2 separate regions of the Mus musculus genome follow, and region 1 is linked to region 2. Evidence: chromatin contacts called from ENCODE Hi-C or POLR2A ChIA-PET data. All regions are on one chromosome and are shown on one strand. The core of a region is the stretch at or near the end of the contact, and the rest is flanking DNA. Distances in the headings are between cores, read along the strand shown.

Evidence for each region. Hi-C counts contacts between places; a loop is a spot of excess contacts on that map. ChIA-PET counts read pairs that join two places held with the same protein, here RNA polymerase II (POLR2A).
Region 1: a map of heart shows a loop between it and region 2 (6-fold over the local background). The contact joins the promoter of Akap8 here to the enhancer-like site in region 2. A Hi-C loop is called at or near these places in 1 of 37 maps with a recorded cell type or tissue (heart). POLR2A ChIA-PET finds 5 or more read pairs at or near these places in 1 of 5 experiments (Patski).

What each region holds. Positions count from the first base shown.
Region 1 is chr17:32,315,949-32,322,876 of GRCm38, forward strand. Akap8 (A kinase (PRKA) anchor protein 8) reads right to left here and starts at 5,290. Exons shown (of 14, transcript NM_019774.5): 1 at 5,137-5,290; 2 at 2,823-2,861; 3 at 1,898-1,930; 4 at 1,119-1,398; 5 at 239-719. The coding sequence starts at 5,155. It overlaps Akap8l (A kinase (PRKA) anchor protein 8-like), which reads right to left. Exons shown (of 14, transcript NM_017476.2): 13 at 5,948-6,043; 14 at 5,476-5,837. The coding sequence ends at 5,544.
Region 2 is chr17:34,104,161-34,111,307 of GRCm38, forward strand. No RefSeq gene overlaps it. Among named protein-coding and RNA genes, the nearest start is that of BC051537, 12 kb to the left of the region's middle. Within about 2 kb of position 5,510, at least 1 of the 3 ENCODE cell types and tissues checked has a DNase peak (open chromatin) inside an H3K27ac peak, as active enhancers do.

The sequences.
Region 1 (6,928 bases), core at 4,040-6,539, 1.8 Mb before region 2:
GAGCCAGACACACAAAGCCACATGTGTGACTCTATTGCTGTGAAATATCTACAACAGGTCAACCCAGAGCTAGGACTAGAGAACAGATGATGGACACATCTAAAGCAAGTGGTGTAAACGTACTAAAAGTAAACTGGACACTGGGAAATGAGGGCATCTTACAGTATGCAAACTTTTAGCTCAACAAAGGTGTCAGGAAGAAAAGGCAGTAAGGCCTGACAGAACTTGGCGAACTTACCCAATCCCGTATCCGCGTCTGGGACCGGCCACATCCGTAAGGCATGGTACCACCAAAACCGCCCACCCCCTGCATGCCCATCATGCTGTAGTCAGGGGCCATGGACTGGGAGAAGAGGGAAGGAGGTGGCCTGCTGGTGGAGGGCCCACCGAGACCACGGCCACCCATGTAGTTCAGCTCATTCCACGTAGTGGATAAGGGCTCCGAGGCTGAGGGTGGCATGAAAGGGTCACTACGTATGAAGGTGCTGGAGTTGCTCCGGTCTTGGAAGCGGCCCTGGCCCCGGCCCCTCAAGAAACCATCAAGGGAGCCCCGCTCTGGGGCTGGGTCCCGACAGTCGTTGAATGTCCCACCAAAGCTACCATTGCGGTCAGTTCCCAAGTCAAAGTCATAATCATAACCGTAGCCGGGGCGGTAGGGATTATGCTCAGGTATACAGGGCCTGGCGTCGTAGGACTCGTATGGCTGGAAGCGGAAGGAGCTGCAAAGGAAGTATACAGCCCATTAGGAGCAGCCTAAGCCATCCAGGCTACCCAATAATCTGCCCTCAGCCTAACTTTACACTAAGTTGGACCTCTTACATTCAGAACAAGAAACCAACCCACCCAGTCAGTATCTACCTAAATGCCCAGAAGGCAAACTAGCCTAAGAACACTCATTCAAACACTGCTAACAAAGAAAGAGCATGAAGCCCTTGCCAGAACAAAGAATCTTAGGCTCATTGGCCAGCAGTTTAGGAAACCTTCAGTGAAGCCCACCCCACAGGGTCCAACTCCAGCCTAAAGGAGGAACAGGAAAGAGGGCTTTCTAAAAGAGCTGGTACCCACTCCCGTGATTCCAGAAAGGGATTCCATGAGCAAAGGTTGAAGGCCATAATCACCTGTCTCGGTCCTGCACGCCCTCCCCACCGCTGCTGATCCCACCCCTGCCTCCTTCCTTAGACAACATGTCCAAACGTTGATTGATCTTGGCAATGAGCGAGTCTGAGTTGTCGGTACATGGCTCTGGGGCAAAAGACGCCACATGCATGGCAGGGCTCCCAGCTGCCAGGCCACCATCATTGGTCTTGGTGGCCTCCCATGAGGCTGGGCCGTAACTATAGGGTGTTCCTGCAGGGACACTGGTGTTCTGGGCATTGTAGTAGTTGTAGTTTTCATAACCTATCAGGAGAAAGAAGAACCATGTTAGGCCTGAGCACATGAGGCTAGCCATGACATTCTTGTCTGCAGGAGCACTCTCTGCCCACCAAGAAGGAAAAAGTTATGGAACTAAGCATTACCAACATCATACCACAATACACATGTGATCAAGACCAGAGAGACAGGTGGCCACAGATTGTAGTAGCAGGTTTTCTTTAAGAGACAGAAGGACTTGTTTCCTAATCAAAGATGGCCAAGAACCTCAGAATAGCAATTCCAGGTACTAACAAAGACATTTGAAAAGTGTTCCTGCACTATATCCACAATCCCTCTCAAACAAGTTCAAACTCCCCTTCAGGTCAGCCTAGCTCTGATACGCCTCAGGGCCCAGCAGCCTTATTCTCCGGGCTATCGACAGAGCCATGTGCACAGCCAGGATGGGGGAGTGGGGACCTGTACCTCTGGATGGCTGTTTAAAGACTCACTTGCCCACCTCAAGGTCCCTTTCAGAAGGTCTTACCTTGCCAGCTGGTCATACCACTTCCATATGTACCTTAGGAAAAACAAAAACACATAAGCACTTCAATACCAGTTATTACCTAAGGACAGCTGCCACCTCATTGCACCACAAGGTGGGGTGTGACTGGTTGTGTCAGTGGTCCTTAGCATGCTCACGTTTTACAGAACAGGTACAAAGCACCAATAATATTTCTCTCCCAGGCAGGCCTGACTTCTCCCATGAAAGCTTAGAAAAGAAAGGTACACAGCAATCCCCAAGATGGTGGTCTACACTACAGTACTAACTGAGAGGACAGGCTGCACTGGACCTTAGAAAATCCCCTGCATAAATAAGCTCAGTTCTCACCAAACCTAGTTATTCCCAACCATACCTAAGGCATCAGTGGGAGTGGGAGGAAATCACATTCTCAACTGAATAAGAACATATTATGTGGCAGAGGTGTCTGGAAGACCTTTTCACGGGGCACACAAAAAAGTGGCTTGCCTCCAATGGTGCTAGGGACTTGGCCTGGGACAGGTTCTAGACTCAGAAAATAAGGGTGAACAAAAGCCTAGGCCACATCTAGCCTACTGTCTGTTTTTGTACTCTTGACTTAAAAACAGGTTTTATCTCTCTAAATGGTCACAAGAAAAGCACCCCAAGACAAACGTTCCACAATATGCTAAACATAATAGGAACGCACAGTTTGTGTATACAGACTAACAGGGGTGCATGGGTGCTACTGAGGCCTGTGGTGGCAGGTAGCAGAGTGACACAAGGAGCATTCTTCTTACTAATCAGCCTCCGCTCCCATGTAGTACTGTTTTTCCTTAAAAAGAAAAAAAAGGCAAAATGTCCCCTAGGGAAGACAGATGCTGGGCTCTACTACAAGGGGGCATGCAGTGGAGAAACCCACAAGCCAACCCATTAATCAGGAACCACTTACCCTGGGTGTTGGCAGGTCCAGCACTCCATGCCCCATAGCCTGTGAAAAGATCATGTGTCAAGATTCTGTCCTACCTCAAGGAAATAAGAGTTCTGATAACACCCAAAGAGTCTAAAGAAGTGTCAGCTTACAACGAGGGAACGTAAATGTGATCCAGCGCACCTCCTCCAGCCTTTAAGAACTATCTCCACCCACAAATGCAAGCAAACCATCATACCTTACCTGGCTGAGCTGACATCAAAGCAAAAAAAAAAAAAAAAAAAAAAAAAAAAAGGGGGGGGGGGTGGCGGGAGGGAGGGAACCAAGTTTAGAGGACACAAAACACAGCATTAGGTCACAGTGCCCACTGTACTGGCCTAGCCGCCACATAAGCGGGAAAGCTCAGAGTGCTGCCAGTTATGCCACGAAACTGGGAAACAAGCTAGAAATTCGGTGACATAAACGTTAGGCTTTGCTTCCATGTAACTAAACACTCAACACCCCAGCTTTCAAGCCTCCCTCTGACCTTCTAAGTCACCCCCTACAACACTCCTTTGAACAGAAAGGGAATACATTCTCTTCATTTGTGTTTTTGGAGCCTAGCATATAGTCCGATACAGTGGCACAGTCCCAGGCTGTCGAATGACTTCACTTTGACAGTGTTAATGGTTAGTTCCCTTTCCAGAATATCCCAAAAGCCCCACTGTAACACAGTCCCTTAAATGTGCTGACAGGCACTCAGTACGGCCATACCTAACTGCTACTTAGAAACCAGGGAGGGGCTGGCCAGATGGTTCAGTGGTTAATCGCGCTGACTGCTCTTCCGAAGGTCCCGAGTTCAAATCCCAGCAACCACATGGTGGCTCACAACCATCCCTAACGAAATCTGATGCCCTCTTCTGGAATGTCTGAAAACAGCTACAGTGTACTTACATATAATAAATAAATCTTAAAAAAAAAAGATTCTTTTTCTTCTTCTTCTTCTTCTTCTTTTTTTTTTTTTTTTTTTTGGTTTTTTGAGACAGGGTTTCTCTGTAGCCCTAGCTGTCCTGGAACTCACTTTGTAGACCAGGCTGGCCTCAAACTCAGAAATCTGCCTGCTTCTGCCTCCCAAGTGCTTGGATTAAAGGCATTCGCCACCACGCCCGGCTAAAAAAATTCTTAGTTAAAAAAACAAAAAAACCAGGAAGGCTGCAAATACCCTAACTGTATCTGTAAAATTATTGGCTGGTAGAAAGTGGGAGTCACCATGAAGTTCCCTAGACCAAAGAAGTATAGCAGGGTTGTGACAGGTATCTATCTGGTGGAAAGGCTAAGAATGGAAGACATAGATCTAGGATCCCAAAGGCAAAGAGCACTAGGCTGATACCCAAGCACACGTGTTCATCACACCTCAGGCCTCTCTGGCAAGTCCAATTCTAGGGATCTTGTTACTCTGCTGCCTCTCAAGATCCCTTCCTTAGCCGCCAGAAGCCACTAACCACTCCCTGTGCCCACTTCCAACCCCATTCCACATGTTCCAACTATCTCCTGCGGGTAAATCTCCGTACAGAGTCAAGGCCTCCCAGGAGATTAAAAGCAGATAGCTCGAGAACCGACGCCTAATTACGAAAAGTTGCTGACATTTAGGTTAGGAAAGGCAACGTTCCCGCTTCCGCAGACCCCCGTAATGTTACAGTCCAGAATCCCAGCCCCTCAGGCAGCACACCTCCCACGAGCACCTCACGCCGCGTACACTGCAGAGACCCAGCCAGGTTTTCCCAAAAAGCTGCACCGGGTGTAGCCGCAGTGCACAGCTGGGCCGATCGCGCGCTGCCCGTAAGCCTTCAGAAAAGCGAGCCCGGGGACACGAGCTCTCAAGGACGACCTGCGGAGGATGAGCTGAGACTCTCTCCTCGCTACGGCCGCCGCAACCCAGCCGGACCTCAACCCCCTCCACCCCCCGCTTCCTCAGCGTTCGCTTTAGCCCCGCCCCTGGAGCCGCCATTTTGTGGCGTCTTCGGAAGAGAAGGCGGGACTGAGACCGCTCGGGTCCTGGGGTCCCGCAGCGATGAGAGCCACTCGGCTTGCACAGTGAAAGCGGTCCAGAACGCATCCAGAAACCGGCCACAGCGTCGGCCTTCGCGCCTCATCCGCACCCCCCGCCCCGAGTCCTACCGGCCAATCCACGCGCGGCGCTTCGGGAACGATTGCGCAGAGGCCCAATAAGGGAAGCGCGCGCGTCCGGGACAACTCCACACAGAACCGGGCTGCGGCAAGTGCGTTCCGGCTGCAGGCTAAGCCCGAATACCACATGCGCCAGGGTCTCCCGTGGTGAAGAAGAGCCCACACTAACCTCCGTAGCCTTGCTCCATGTCTGCGACGCGACCCGCCAGCAGATCCTTGTCTTAGATTCGCTCAGAACGCATGCGTTCAACGTGCTGTCTGCTACTGGAAGACGAAGAGCGTACGTCTCTTTCTGGGCGCTACCATTGGTTGCTCAAATGGGCCCGCCCCCGCCGATCCGCCCAGCCTTCCGGGTTGCAAATCTACAGCATCTCGGGAGTTGTGCCTCAAGGGTAAGCTAGTGCGCAAGAGCGTCCAGGTCCGCGCACGCGTGAGCGGTTCTAGCGCGTTTACCCGCGCGCAGGCGCACTTCTAGGGGCCCGCCCTCACCACAGCACAAACGAAGACCTCAGATGGGAAAGCACTTTATTAGGCTGGACTTCCAGCCTCGGCCACGGGAGCCCTGCCGGGTAAGGGTTATGGACCCCCACCGCCCTCCTCGTCGTCTTCCATGTCGAGGCCCGGGATCCCGCGGATCTGACACTGCAGCGCTCCGCCCAGCAAGGGTACAGGGCTCTCCTCCTCTTCTGGTGGTGGCGGAGGTGGCGGTGTTGTAGTCCCTGGGGCGGGCTCCAGGGGCACGGGGGGCTGTGCCGGCACGCCCTCTGTGAGCTCTGTCGCTTCGCTTGGTGCCCCTTCATCCAGAGCGCCAGCCTCCACCTCGTCTTGTTCCTTTTCCTCCTCTGGGTTGTCAGTGAAAGGATTCTCGCCCTGTAGAGATGGATAGAGACTTTAATGGGAGGTAGGAATCACTGGGATAGAATGGGGACCAGGCTCACACAAAGGTCAGGACTAGGACAGTGCTTTCGCCTTTGCCTCACCTTCAGATATCGCTCCAGCTTCTTGCTAATGAGCTTGTTGTTGAGAATACTGCGGGCCACCATAAGCGAGGACTTCTTGGACTGCTCCATCATAAGCTATGGGCAGGGCAGACAGGGCTGGTGAGGCTGCTCTAGGAATCCAACAAACCCAGCTGAGGTTCAGATTCACCAATAACTAGTCCTAGTGTCTGTAAGTGACCTTGGGCGTAATTCCAGTCAGTCTGGACAGGCATGCAAGGAACTAGGATTCGATCTGATCACCCACACCTTATTTGCTGTTTGAAACCTGATCTGCTTACATAGAAACTATAGTAAGTACTGGACTTAGTGGCACAGGCCATGTAACTCCAGGACATTAAAGTGGAAGGCCTACCTGGACTACAGAGTTTAACGGTTTACATGGTTTGACTATGTCTCAGAAAATAAAAGACGGCTGGGAGCTAGAGAGATGGCTCAGCGTAAAGGACTTGTTAGTATTTCAAAGACTCAGGTTCATTTTCTGCCACCTACAAGGTGGCTGACAACAATCTCTAATCTAGTTCCCAGGAATATGAAGCCCTCTTCTGGTTACCACAGGCACCAGGCATGTGAATAGTGAGCATATGTGCAGGCAAAACATACAAGAAAATAAAAAATAAAAAAATAAAACGTAAAAAGGGGGAGGGGGCCAGCTGGAGATAATATAATAATTTGATGATAGAGTGCTTTCTTAGTATTCTTAAAGCCTTAGTTAGGTTCAATCCCCATATATATACACACACACCAGATGTAATAAAACTTATTAAAAGTAAAACGTAGGGCTGGGCTTGGTGGCCCATATCGTTAATCCCAGCACTTGGGCGGCTGAGGTAGGAGGGCAGATCTTCCTGAGTTCAAAGCCAGCCTGGTCTCAGAGCAAGTTCCAGGACACAGAAAAACCTTCACTGCCACCCCCCTCCCCTCAATTCCAGTGACAACAAAAAAAGTAAAATGTAAAAACAA
Region 2 (7,147 bases), core at 4,260-6,759:
AAATGCCTCCATGAGATCCAACTGTAAGGCATTTTCTCAATTAGTGATCAAGGGGGAAAGGCCCCTTGTGGGTGGGACCATCTCTGGGCTGGTAGTCTTGGTTCTATAAGTGAGCAGGCTGAGCAAGCCAGGGGAAGCAAGGCAGTAAAGAACATCCCTCCATGGCCTCTGCATCAGCTCCTGCTTTCTGACCTGCTTGAGTTCCAGTCCTGACGTCCTTGGTGATGAACAGCAGTATGGAAGTGTAAGCCGAATAAACCCTTTCCTCCCCAACTTGCTTCTTGGTCATGATGTTTGTGCAGGAATAGAAACCCTGACTAAGACACATCCCAACCAAAGTTTCCCCTGCCTCCACTCTCCCACCAACCCCAAATCTATTAATCCCTGATACCAAACATGGCGTAACAAGTTACAATAAGACTAGGCACAAGCCCTCCTATCAGGGCTGAGCAAGGCAACTCGGTATGAGGAAAAGGATCCCTAAAAAGTCAGAGATGCCCTCACTCCTGATGTTATGGGTTGCAGAAGAGCGCCAAGCACACCACAAGAATACCACCTAACCAAAACATGTATGCAGAGGACCCAGCTCGGACCCTCATAGAGTTCATGAGTGTCGCTCCAGTCTCTGCAAGCCCCTATGAGCCCTGCTGAGTTGATTCTGTGGGCCGTGTTCTCATAGGGCATCTTCCTAATTTGCCCCGTAGCCTCGAAGATGCCCTTCTTTCCTGCCTACAGTACTCTATCATCCTCTGTAGAGCTGTCTGTGTGGTCATATGTCCTTTAGTCTGCTTCTGACAGGGAAGTTTCATTCCTCCCCCAGTTAAGATTTTGTTTGGTGTAGTTGTCTAGGCTAGCAGCTGCGGTCTCTCGGAACTTGAAACATCCTCCCGAGACGCTCTGGCTTTCAGTTTCCATTGGAAAAGAAATCAGCTGCTAGCTGACAGCGTGTGTATGGTCCTTCTCTCTTCCAGCTTTCAGTATTTGTTCTTTGATCTATTTAGTGGGTCGACCATCACTTGATTTTTCCCTTCTCCTTTATTTGGTTGGTTCTGTCATTCCCTTATGTCTGGATGGGGTGGGTGGGTGGGGCCTTTTCCCTCTAGAGTTGGGAATGTTTTTTTAGATTTTATTGAAGATGCCAGGCGTGGTGGCGCACACCTTTTAATCCCAGCACTTGGGAGGCAGAGGCAGGAGGATTTCTGAGTTCGAGGCCAGCCTGGTCTACAAAGTGAGTTCCAGGACAGCCAGGGCTATACAGAGAAACCCTGTCTCAAAAAAACAAAAAAACAAAACAAAAAAAAATTTTTTTTTTCTATTGAAGATATTTTCTATGCTTTTGGTATGGAATTCTCTTCCTCTATGTCCACAGTTCTTGGCCTGGTCCTTTTGTGGTGTCACAAAGATCTCAATTGTCCTACTTAAGAGGTTCTTAAAGATTACCATTTCCTTAGTGGAAAATCCCTGTCAAGTCTTCAAGAGGTGGTGTCCTGGCCTGCATGCGACCCCTCCCACTGAGCTTCTGCCCTGCTGAAGTGTCTATTTCACATCACTTTGGCCTTTTTCTGTTGAATTGATCTTATTTCCTGATCGATGATTCAGTTGTTTATGATCCCTTGGGATCCACTCCTCAGTTCATTTCTGAGCTGTAAATTCCCTGAATAGATTTATAACCATTTTAAATTCTTTCTAAAATTTTATCTAAGTAGATCTCATTAGGGACCATTACTGTGAATAGGTCATTTAGGGAGGGGCATACTGTGTTGACTTTTAGCTATTTTTTTATTCTCTTGCCTTTAATTTCCTCCATTATTAAATATGCACATCAAATCTTTTTTCTGCAACTAGCTTCTATTTTTCCTCCTCCTCTTCCTCCTCTTCTTTTTCCTCCTCCTCCTCCTCTTCCTCAACTCTTCCTCCTTTTTTGTTTTTGTTTTTGTTTTTTTTTTTTAAAGACAGGATTTGTGTAGCTTTGGCTGTCCTGGAATTAGCTGGCCTTAAATCTACAGAGATCTATCTGCCAGGTTCGGCCTCTCTAGTGCTGGGACCAAAGGTGTGTGCCACCACTGCCCAGGCTAACTTCTTTTCTATGTTTGAGATTTATATGGTCAATTCCAATTAACAAAATCATCAGGACTAACAAAAGACAATAGCAAAGGCAAAATGTTCCCAAAATGTTACTAGGACCTCATAACTCAGTCTAAAAGAATTCCCCCTCCGTCCAGCTTGTCCTACAGCTGAGCTGAAACCAACAGTAGGGGTCTCCCCTTACCCGTGCTTGTAGAACAACCACATTCCGTTTGTGCCTCCCCACTTCTTAACAGTTCTTTAGCTAAATTCCTTTGATTGGGCTTTGTGAAACATTCCAGCACTACACAATAATAGTTGGCAGATTCTATATTTAAAAGGGTTGGGGGCCAGCAGGATGGCGCACACAGGTAAAGACTCCGACCCAGCTGCCAAGTCTGGTATCCTTATATCTCTGACCCACATGTGGAGAAACTGATTCCTGCAAGTTGTCTTCAACCTCCACAATCACCACGACACACATATGTATGTAATCTTAAATTTAAAAAATGTAGACAGACCGTATCTCTAGCTGCTCTAGCCCCCAAAAGCCCCGCCCCTACCCTGAATCTGGGTGGTGGTGTTGGGGGGCAGCTCATCTGAAGTATTTGCCTGTATCGCCAGGGCATCCCCAGAAAGTTCCGATACAGAGTATAACTTTGAAATCAGACTCATCCTGGCTCATCCACTGAGGTTAACTGTAGAAAGCCCCTGCCCTCCATTTACCTAGCTGCTCTCAGAAGCAATATCTGTCTTCATTCTTTCCGGCCCTGAGTTTTCTCTCAGACACTCAGCTGAAGACGCTGGGGAAACCACAGTTGGGTTCTGGGGTGCTGAGAGAGCACGTGCTGAGTTAGCCCAAGAGGCAGGCTATCAGCAGATTTGTGACTAAGGTCACTTGGTGAAAACAGGTCCAGGGCAAAAAAAAAAAAAAAAAAGTACAGAGAACACAGAAGCTTAGAAAGTTCTCAGGTCGTGATCAGACACCAGGGACTTGCGGGATAGGCAGGGAGTTAGTCACAGGTGCAACCAGAAACTGGAACCACAGACGCTGGGCAGCATTACTCTTTCTCACATCAGGAATGAATGTGGGACTGAGCAGCACACGCGTGGTTTTCACTTGCACTTGGCACGTGTGATTCTACTACACTTACACTTGGCACATGTGTGATCCTCCCCTTGTATTTGGCACACTCATGTGATCCTCCACTTGCTCTTGGCACACACATATGATCCTACACTTATACTTGGCACACATGTATGATCCTACACTGTGCTTGGCACACTCATGTACTCCTACACTTGGCACACACTTGTGATCCTCCACTTGCACTTGGCACACATGTATGATACTACACTTACATTTGGCACACATGTGTGATCCTATACTGTGCTTGACACACATGTGTGATCCTATACTGTGCTTGGCACACACATGTACTCCTACACTTGGCACACATGTGTGATCCTCCACTTGCACTTGGCACACGTGTGATCCTCCACTTGCACTTGGCACACATGTGTGATCCTATACTTGCACTTGGGAAATAAGAGCAGGATGACCCAGGGATCTGAGGCCATCCTAAGCTACAGGACTCCCTGAGAACCCAGCCTGCCACAGGAGGACTTGTACTGTGGGTACCATAGATTACCATCATTTGCCTACTGCAATGGTAAGGATGTAGTGTGTGCTGTTTCAGCTCTTATTCCTGTATGGCTATATCTTAAGTGAAAGCAAATAAGCAAATTCTAAAACCTTGAAAATATATGAAATATTTTTTTTTCAAACAAGAGGAACGAGGCTGTCTTCAGTTTAGTTAGTATCAATGGCGGATGAGAAACTAGAACTACACTGGCCAAGGAAATGACGATGCTTGCAGGAATCCTCACCACAATTCACCTCTTCAGGAAAAGCCACGGGCTGGAGAGATGGCTCAGAGGTTAAGAACACCGACTGCTCTTCCAGAGGTCCTGAGTTCAATTCCCAGCAACCACATGGTGGCTCACAACTATCTGTAGTGAGATCTGATGCCATCTTCTGGTGTGTCTGAAGACAGCCACAGCTATAGTGTACTCATATAAATAAAATAAATAAATCTTAAAAAAAAAAAAAAAGGAAAGGCCAGTCAGTTCTAGGACTGACATTGCAGGAAAGAAAGTATTTCATAAATGAGCAGTGCTTCCTCATAGCCATTGATTCTGAGGTGGGGGAGCTGCAGCTAATAACAGCATTTCATTCCGGCTCATAAGACAGGAAGATCAGGACAAACTTGGGGCCAGCTTTGTGTACACAGAGACCCTGTTATAAAGAACAGGGCTTGGCAACTCCCCTCCCCCCCAAATACTACCCAAAAGTTCATGCTGTTCGAGGCTAAATAGATCCTTTTCTTTTCCAACCTCAACTCAAATGCTAGTTCATCTGACAGTATTCGACATTCTCACTTGGCAAATAGGAATACTTCTGTATTTGCATGACAGAGAAACAAAAGCACTTAAGAGTCTGTAGTCTGGTGTCTAACAAGAAAAGGTTGGGGCTGGTGAGATGGCTCAGTGGGTAAGAGCACCCGACTGCTCTTCCGAAGGTCAGGAGTTCAAATCCCAGCAACCACATGGTGGCTCACAACCATCTGTAACGAGATCTGACTCCCTCTTCTGGAGTGTCTGAGGACAGCTACAGTGTACTTACATATAATAAATAAATAAATAAATAAATCTTTAAAAAAAAAAAAAAAAAAAAAAAAGAAAAGGTTGGGAGTTATCTTGACCATGTTAAAGTTACAGGCTTAGTACCCCAGAAAGGGAAGACTTTAAAAAGGCAAGCAGAAATGAGACGAGGAGGATGGGCCCTGAAACGTGGTGGCTAGCTGGACAACTTAGGCCGGCAAGGCCTAACTGACCGGGGAACAAGAGAGGAAACAAGCCAGGGTCACTAGGCTGAAGCTTGCATGATAAATCCCGACCTCTAGGATTAACAGCTGACTGTAGAGGTGCACATGTGTGTAAGCACAGGGAAATGCTTATTACACGGATGACTCGCCAGGTTAGGGATGTACCTCAGTGATACCTGGCACCAAGGGGCATGTTTGGAAAGCAGGTCTTTGTGGACATGTTGAGTGTTAGCAGCCCTATGAACACTACCATCAGGCAGTTGGACTGTAAGGTCTATAGACAGACTGGATAGTTGCTCAGAGAGTTATCAAGGTGTAACAAGGGATATCTTCCTCGAAGCGGAGGCTCTCTCCAGCAAGGGCTCAGGTAACAAGAGACAAGGCCTAAGACCTTATCTATGATCCTCCACAGTACAAGAGTGAAGGCTCCTGTTAAAACATGGAAGAGACCCCACAGACGAAATGAATGAAGATTTAAGTGGAAGTCACAGGCATGACCAACAGATGGCACCAAAAATCCCAGTCTCAGGTAAGTTCCTCAGTGTGTGCCAGCGCAGCGAGCGGCCCCTCAGTCAGACCAGCTTTCTACTGCTGGGAAAGCTGTTTTATCTACAAAATCCCTGTTCTAATGCAGTGAAATCAACCTCCACCTGCTGCTTCAACCTCAGTAGCTGCAGCTATACACAGACAGCGGTCTCCTCGCCCACTTTCCGAGCATAGCAGTAAGTAAGCCCTTGTAAGCCCAGTATAGAGGGTATAGATTCTGGAGCCAGGCTGCCTTGTCAAATCCTATACCTCCGTTGACTATGCTGACTTGGGGCAAACTGCTTAGCTAGCTCTTGAGCCTCCCTCCCCCTCTAGCACCCCTCCCTCCAGTCTACTGAGAGGTTATTACAATACACACCTTGTCTAAGGTTACCATGACAACCAAATTGTTTCTGGCACTGTGCTTGGCACACACTAATTGTTCCTTGTGAACTATCAGGAGATGCCTGCTTTATAGAGCTGCCACTGGCCATGTGGGTGAGCACTCATCTTCCATTTTTTTCCTGCTTTAGCTTGACTTTACTCAAGCCATTTCTTCTACCATTTCTAGCCCCCTCTTTTCTGATCACAGAAAGCTGTCTTACTCCAGCCACATCTTGTGTCTAACTAACGTGCTGTCTTGTGTACACAGAGAATAGGCTGGCAGTGCTAGAGACCCACACCATGGCCTCCTAGGCACTTATCCTTCAAGCCAACCTGCTCTTTGGTCCCGCTAAACCAGTAGTTCTAACCAGCTCTGGCACTTGTCCTGGGAGTTTTTCCATCTAAACCATGAGGGCTGGACTGGGATGTAAGAGACAGCAGGCACCAGCTCCTTCCCAGTGCCAGGCTGATCCCAGAAAGGCAGCGGCTGTGGAAGGCAGAACTCCAAACCAGCACAGAAGGAAATACCCGGCATTCCACCATCAACCCTGGCCTCCTTACCAAAGAGCATTAGAAACCCAGACGAGCCGGGCGGTGGCAGTGAACGCCTTTCATCCCAGCACTTGGGAGGCAGAGGCCAGCCTGGTCTACGGAGTGAGTTCCAGGATAGTCACAGATAGAGAAACCCTGTCTCGAAAAAACAACAAAAAACCCAAAAACACCCAGATGAAGTCCAGACACTTAGAGAATGCCTAAGAAGAGAAGGTAGGACCTTTGACCAGATGGGGAAGGAGGACGCTGTTTGGGAGATAAACTGACCAGAAATTCCTGGGAGTGCAGCACATGTTTGGGGACCTTTTTCAGTTCCAGAGAGGTTGACCCAGGCCTTCCTTCTCTTAAACTGCTTTAAGGTTGTTCTTAAGGTGTCCTAAGTTATGCTGGAAGCCAACCTAGCTATTAGTCTGAGCAGAGCAGGTATTAAGCTACTTCTAGTCTCCCCAAATTACTTTTTCTAAAAAATTACTTTATGTATAAGTACACTGTGCTGTCTTCAAACACACAAGAGGGCATCAGATCTCACTAGATAGTTGTGAGCCACCATGTGGTTACTGGGAATTGAACTCAGGACCTCTGTTAAGGTCAGTGCTATTAACTGCAGAGCCATCTCTCCAGTCTCTCACCCTCCCACCTCCTTTTTTTTTCCCCCAAGACAGGGTTTCTCTGCATAGCCCTGGCACTCACTTTGTAGACCAGGCTGGCCTCCAACTCAAATCTGTGCTGGGATT